Linked DNA regions of Mus musculus: region 2 is linked to region 1. A link is a contact called in ENCODE Hi-C or POLR2A ChIA-PET data. All regions are on one chromosome and are shown on one strand. The core of a region is the stretch at or near the end of the contact, and the rest is flanking DNA. Distances in the headings are between cores, read along the strand shown. Region 1 holds the start of Chst11 (carbohydrate sulfotransferase 11). Region 2 holds the start of D10Wsu102e (DNA segment, Chr 10, Wayne State University 102, expressed).

Region 1 (3,579 bases), core at 773-3,272:
TTTCACAACCACAGGTTTGAGTAAGGAGTTTGCTGACATTAGACTAAAAATATGAGCTGCAAACAAAAGCCATCTTTTACCAGGACTGGCTGGGGTGTCCGGGTAGCACAAGACCATATTCTTGGCAGCCAGACCTCCTTAACAACTGTTGTGAGCCCCAAAAGGAAGAGAGGCCAGTCTGTCCCTGCGCTGTCAAGGAATCCCTGCCTGTTTGATGCAAGGAACAGCTTTACGGCTCTGTCTGGCTTGATGAATTCGCGGCTGAGTCTACTGAAAGTGTTAGCTATACACGTAAAGAAGGCGGGAGGCAAAAAAAAAAAAAAAAAAAAAAAAAAAAAAAAAAAACAGCCTTATTTCCCTGGAAAGATACGTGTTTCCACCCCACCCCCTTCCTCCCTGCTATTAGGAAAGGAAATGATTATTGTAGCGACTCTGAGGAGTCAAAATATGTCAAGGTGACCCAGTACAGGTCTATTGATCCAGAAGAAATGGGGAAAGGGGTTCCCAAGTCTAAGGCTGGGTGGCCACATACAGAACCGTCTTAGAAAGTCCTACCTGTTGGGCTTCTAAACCATGCAGCACAGCCCGGCCAGAGCACTCCAGGGCGCCCCTCTCTTCTCTAGCACCAAACTTTCCTTCTGGACCCCCGGGATGAGGGGTGCCTAGGCCCTGCCTATCCTGATAGGAGACTTGGTATTTAGCCTAAGCCAGAGAAGACGTGAGGAAGGATTCGTTCCTGTGCTGCAGAAGTCTCTAAATGCTCAGAACCCAAGAAGAAGGGATGAAACTGCACAAAGTATCTCCAAGAGCTTTGATGGTCAAAGTGCAGCCCAAAGGCTCTGGAGTTCCTAGCTGGGGGGTCTGGGGCCAGGAGATGGTAGACCAGGCCCAGGAGCAACAGCTGCAAAGTCACCACCGTGCTGGACCCTGGGGTGTTTTCGCAAAATATCTCCCCCGATGGAGAGAAGAGCAGGGAACCTACCCACTCTGTCCCCACACCTGCTCTGCTGCTGAGCTTGGAACACGTGGTAGCTGGGCTTGGGGCTTCCCAGGCGGCTGCAGGGACTCACTACCCAGCCGGGGCGTGCACCACTCGCCCGGGGGTCCCCAACCAGGAAGAGGCAGCGCTGCCTGGCGCAGAACAGCCGGCTGCCAGCGCCTGCTTCACCTCAGCCCTCAGCAGCAACCCGGACAGAGTTTTGTAGTCTTCCCATCAACCCGGGCAGCTTCCAACAAGCCCTACCTTTCTATGCCACCTAGCCAATAGACAAGACACAAAGAAAAAAAGAAAAGAAAAGAAAAGAAAAAGGAGGCAACAACACGCGCCGCTGTCTCTCCTTGCAGTCTCAACCTCTAGCCTGGAGATGGGAGGAAGAGGAAGCGCACCTTCTCTTCCCATCCCAACTCCGTGACCCGCGGATCCCGGCAGTAAAGAGCCCCGAAGAGGCCGAAGGGAAGAGGTGAGGTTGGAAGAAGCAGAAAGCAGAGCGAGAGAGGAGAAAATATCCAACAAAACCACGCTAACGCGCCCCCTACCTGGGTGCAACATACTTTGGAAATAGAAGATGACCAAGATAAAGGATCCGAAGCAAGTGGCCAGCACCATCCGGCAAATTCTGTTCATCCTCATCACTTCCAGCAGCGCCGGCTTCATGGCTTTGTCCTGGCCGCGGGGACCCGGCTGTCCGGGAGGCGCGTCCCGAGCGCAGAAGCGGGGACCCCGCCGCGGGGGTACCAGCACCGGGGAGGCTCAGAACAGAGCTGGCTGGGCTCCGGAGCTGGCTCCCGCTAGCTTCACCGAGGCTCTCCGAGGCCCCGACTCTGGTCTAGAGGGTGAAAGGCGCAGGAGTTGGTGTGCAAGTGTGAGGATGCGTGGCTCCGGCCGCGCGCTCCTGCCGGTCCGCCTCGCCTCTGCTCGATGCTCCGCCGCCTCCTCTGCTGGCGCCTGCGGCCGCCGCTGCCTCCTCACGGGCCGGGCGACCGGGATGCGAGAAGGAAGGTGCCGCCGCCGCCGTGCACTGGCCTCTGTGACTGTCCAGGCCCCCCTCCCTCCCTCCCTCGCCAAAAGCTACTTCATTGCGCTCCAGTGATCTATATATTCCAGGGCTGGGTTTTACCAAACGCAACTCGCAGCCCCCGGCGAGGGGAGGGCGCCGGCGAGCGGGGAGGGCGGGGCCGCGCCGGGGCGGAGCGTCGCCTCCCCCCGCCCCTACCCGAGACGTGGTCGCGTCCAGCTGTTTCCCGGGGAGTCCGGAGTGCGCAGCACGCTCCCGCAGGGTCCCAAAAGCCCTCAGTCCCTGGGCGGAGCTGGGCCGCTGTCTCGAGGTTGCGTGAACGTTTCCATGACACAACCGGGATGGGGGAAAACCATGAATAAGATGCTGTAGTGCTGCCACCCGTTCTCCGGTGTGGCGAGAAGCAGGTTAGGTGACAGAGGCAAACAGGAGCCCTGCTGACACGCGACCATTTACAATCCCTGGGCGGTTTAGCAGGGGAAGTTGCCCCACGCTCCCCTAAGAGCGGATGCCCTTCTCATACTGATCAAAAACTGGGCAGTTCCGTTTTTCTTTCAAAGGACAGCTCAGCTTGAGGGCTGCTTTTGCAAAGAGGTTAAAGAGAGCGGACTTAAAGTCAAGGTTAGGGAAACTGTTCCGGCATCCCAGGATCTGGTGACTGCCGCTGCTAGCCTTTCTGACACGTGCCCTCACCCGCACCCCTCGGGGCAAAGCGGGTTTGTAGCTTTTAAAACTGTTTCACCAAAAGGTACAGCTTTCTGTAATTTATTCGAAGTGTATGAGAATCAGTCGGACGGATGTGAAAAGACGCCCCTAAAAGTCCAACAAAGTGTTGGGAGTGGAGGCTGGGAGGGGGAGATCCAAGCCAGCTTAGCCTTGGCAGGTAGAGAGAAAGATGGCGCTGCTTACCTGCATTGTGTAAAATGTTGTTAAATGCTCAGCTCCATGCATTTGGGTGGCCAAGGATCAATAAGGTGGACGCGGGTCAATGATAAGGAGATCACTTTTATGCCAGGAAAGCAGGGTTATTGTAAAGCCTGACCTTTCTACTTTACCATTAAATGCATTTACAGAATGCTGGATTCCATAAGACATTGTACCTTTGAATGTGTCTCTTCACAGGGGCACTGATAAATTCTTGTCGAATCTGAATGTAATGGGCCTTATCCTCCCCTCACATTTGACAGACTCACAAGTTGCTTTCTGATACATGTATCCAGAAACGCCTCCAAACCTCCTCTTCCTTCTCCTGAAGTTTTCCCTTCAGCAGAGAAAGTCCGCAGGCTTCCTGTGATTCAGACAAGAGTCAATTACAGGGAGATATTTATGTAGCCAGTATTATTTTGCTGCTCCTTTATGAATGAGTTGCTTGCTGAGGTGGCCGAGATATACATGCTCCAATACAAGCCACTCCCCAGGGAGTCCCCACATGATGTGAGTAGGCACTGCTGTATAGTCTCCTCCTAGTGCACTGGGTGGGAGGATGGACCCCTTGTAGGGGCATATCCCCCAGAGGGCCTGCAGGGCTGCTCATTACAGGCGTGCCATTATCTTCTTTAACCAA
Region 2 (3,579 bases), core at 472-2,971, 370 kb before region 1:
GCCCATCAGCACAGCCTGAAGTCTGAACCACCCCTAACTCTGACAGAGGAGGAGCCAACACTCCTGTCTGTACGTCTATCTCCCCAACCTCTAGTACTGATCTAATAAATACACATTGACAAACAGGGAGGGGGACTAGGCATGGCAGGGCACACTCAAAAGACAGGCAAGTGGATCTCTGTGCTCCAGGCCAGCCAAGGCTATGTCTCAAGCACTAGCTGCTCTTGTTTGATTCCTAGCACCCACATGGGGGCTCAACTGGACTATAATTCCAGTACCAGAGCATTCGACACTTTGTGACCTCTTAAGGCAACAGGGATGCACAACGCACAACTTTAAACAGCACAGTTAGCAAAATGTAGACCTGCAATGAGTCTTTGATTTTAGTTAAGAAATTCAGATATGCTTTAATCCCAACACTTAAGAGGCACAGGCAAGAGTTCGAGGCTTGCCTGATCTACAGAGTAAGTTTCAGAACAATCAGGGCAACACAGAGAATCACTGTCTTGAAACACACACACACACACACACACACACACACAAAAGGTAAGTCAGAAGTCAGAAATAGGGCCCAAAAAGAGGGTTTTATGGACACAGTGCTTGCCTCCCAAATTGGAAGCGCTATTCACTCCCCACATAGTAGGAAGAGAGAATAGCCCCCTCCACATACCAGAGGTACATAATACAGAGAACCAGAAACGGTTATGTAGACTTGGGCAAGTCAGACTGGGCTTTTTTTTTTTTGTAGAATATACTTGCCTAGCTCTCCTACCTAGAAGGTGCTCAATTTAAAAAATTAATTATTCCGAGTTGCACCTTTCCAAACAAACCAACTGCCCAGTCCAAGCAACAAACACTGAAGACTCAAGCCTTTGCCCACTTTTTTTTTTTTTTTTTTTTTTTTTGTATTTTGTTCTTTGTTTATTCGAGACAGGGTTTCTCTGTAGCCCTGGCTGTCCTGGAACTCACTTTGTAGACCAGGCTGGCCTCGAACTCAAAAATACGCCTGCCTCTGCCTCTCCAAATGCTGCCAGGCTGGGCGGTTCCTAATGAACTCTACAAGGACCACCTGGCCTGGACCGGCTTGGCAGGTAGAGGAAAAAAAAAAAAAGAACCACCACCGCCCAGCGCCGGGCTGGCCTAGTCGTACCCCGGACAGACCCCGGCAGCGTCTCGGGCTCCGTGGCATCCCCTCCCAATTAGCGTCCCAGACTCCGCGGTATCTCCGACCTCCGCAGCGTCTCGGACTCTCTCGGTGTCCCATACCCCCGCAGCGTTCCAGGCTCCCCGGCATCCCTAGCCATCGCAGGGTCTCTGGCTCCTCGGCGTCCGCGGCCCCGCAATAACCCGGACCCCCGACTCCCCACAGCGTCTCGAGCTCCTTGGCTTCCCCGGCCCTGCCGCGTCTCGGGCGCCTCAGTGTCCCAGAACCCCGCAGCGTGCCCGGTCCCCGGTAGCATCCCCAACCTCCTGCAGTGTCTCCAGTAGCGTTCCCGGGTCCCGCAGTGTCCCTGACCCAGCAGCGTTCCGTGTCCCTCCAACCCACCCCGCTCTCCACCGTCGCTCACCTCCCGAACCCTCGCTCCCCGCCGTCAGCAGCTCCCTGGACACCGTGACCTGCGAGCAGGCTACAGAAGACGAAGAAACACCAGGACCGGTCCCGCGCTCGCCCTGGAACTCCATGCTTCCAACCCAGCGCCACTGAAAGAAGCCCGGATATAGGAAGGCACGGGGAAGGGGCGGGGTCAAGGCAGCAATTGGCCGAAACTAGGAGGTGGGCGGTGACTTACGGGTGCGTGGCCAGAGCTCGCGCCTAGAGATGAAGTTCAGACCCACGGGAACCGGAAGCGGGGGTGGGGCCGAGGCGGGGTGGAGGATGGGAACAAGGCACCACACTGCGTGGGCGGAGCGCTGCGGATGCACGTGTCAGGCGCCTAGTCTACCCCAGCCCAAGTCTAGCCCTAGTCTCCTCCTTTATTGTTGTTAGAAAAGAATCAACCCGGCTTGGTCAAGCTAAGCAAATGCAAGCATGAAGAAGGTGGTGCGAGGCCTTTGTCGTTATTTCCATTTTTGTTGTTGTTTGGGGAGGTTTCTGTGGTCTTCAGTTTGTAGCAATCCTGCTTTAGTCTTCCAGATGCCATAGAGGTGGGAGCCACCACACCCAGTTTCTTTTCATTTTCTATATTTTATTTTTTGTCATCCTGGCTGGCCCAGGTTGACTTCAAAATCACCATTTTCCAGCTTCCATTTCCGTGTACTTAAATCTACAGCCGCCCATTACCATACTTTGTTGTTTGTTAAAGCCTCACCAAGTTACCCCGGTTGACCTGGTACTCAAAGTCCACCTAGGTCCTAAATAGCCTGGATTTCAGGTCTGGATGACCAGACCCCAGCTTAGTTTACTATTTAACTGTAAACACAAAACCCAGAAGTGTTAAGAATGCTGTTTACGTTGCTATATATACAGCATGCCTTTGGAACACTGTCATGTCAAAATCCTAAAAGGTTGTTCCAGGTGGTAGTTAAAAGGTAGAGCTGTGAGTGAGGCACTGAGTTTGGTCTCCTACAGAAAAACAAATCCTTCATTTCTAAAAAGCTGAAACAAAACCCCTGAATGACAAACCCCATTCCTCCCCTCTTCCTGCCCCTGGGACCCAATGCTCATGGTTTTGTTGAGAACAAGCGAAAGAAACGTATTCCAAGTGCTACCATTTCATTTCCAGACTCCCATTTAATCATAGGGAGAAACTTAATTCACGGTCCCAGTCTCTAGGGAAGCTGGGGACTTCCCTATATCAGAACAGCTTCTGTTGTAAACAGTTGTCTGTGTGAACGCATCTCCTCAGGGACAATGTGTAAGGAGACAGTTATCTGAGTCCAGCCATCTCAGGGACAACTTCTCCATCTTGCTGGCAGGGTCAAGCAAGTTCATGTTCCCAGACCTAGGAACGAACACCTGTCCCAAGTCTACATGTTTTCCTAATTGTCTGTTAACTGGTAGAGAGCAGAGGAATTGCTATTATCTAAATCAAGGTGTGTAAGTTTTAAAAATATATAACTAATTGCCTGGTATGCACTAGTTAACTACATGCAGCTGACCCACTCCTCCCCACCCCCACCCCACCCCACCCCACCCCTGCTTCCTTATCACTCTGAGCTCTGCACCTAATGGAATTAAGGGCCTTGAAACCAGGTGCCCTGGATATGGCCCAGTACTCCCTTGTTTAACTTATAATGTCAAAACACAATTGGATAAGACTGCAGCTCCCCCCAGCTCCCCTCTCAGGGCTACACAGAGAAACCCTGTCTCGAAAAACAAAAACAAAACAAAACAAAAAGTACAATCTCCCTTCCAGGACGAGGTTCAGACCCCATACTAGCTGCCTCCCTGAGTGCTCAGAAAATAAAGCTTTTGTTTTTAAAGCTTCCATCTCTGAAGTGAGTTGTCTCAGCTCCCACCCCAAACCCAATAATTTCTCTTTCCGTGTAACTAGAATCATAAACTCTTGTTTGTGTAACTAGCATATTTCACTGAGAAGAATGTCTTCAAGGTTTATTGAAAAGGATATCTTTCAATTT

Evidence for each region. A loop is a pair of places that touch in the nucleus more often than their neighbours do. ChIA-PET counts read pairs that join two places held with the same protein, here RNA polymerase II (POLR2A).
Region 2: a map of heart shows a loop between it and region 1 (2.2-fold over the local background). The contact joins the promoter of D10Wsu102e here to the promoter of Chst11 in region 1. A Hi-C loop is called at or near these places in 1 of 37 maps with a recorded cell type or tissue (heart). POLR2A ChIA-PET finds 5 or more read pairs at or near these places in 1 of 5 experiments (Patski).

The regions. Positions count from the first base shown.
Region 1 is chr10:82,983,940-82,987,518 of GRCm38, reverse strand. Chst11 (carbohydrate sulfotransferase 11) reads right to left here and starts at 2,022. Exons shown (of 3, transcript NM_021439.2): 1 at 1,537-2,022. The coding sequence starts at 1,654.
Region 2 is chr10:83,358,363-83,361,941 of GRCm38, reverse strand. It overlaps D10Wsu102e (DNA segment, Chr 10, Wayne State University 102, expressed), which reads right to left and starts at 1,721. Exons shown (of 4, transcript NM_026579.3): 1 at 1,569-1,721. The coding sequence starts at 1,683.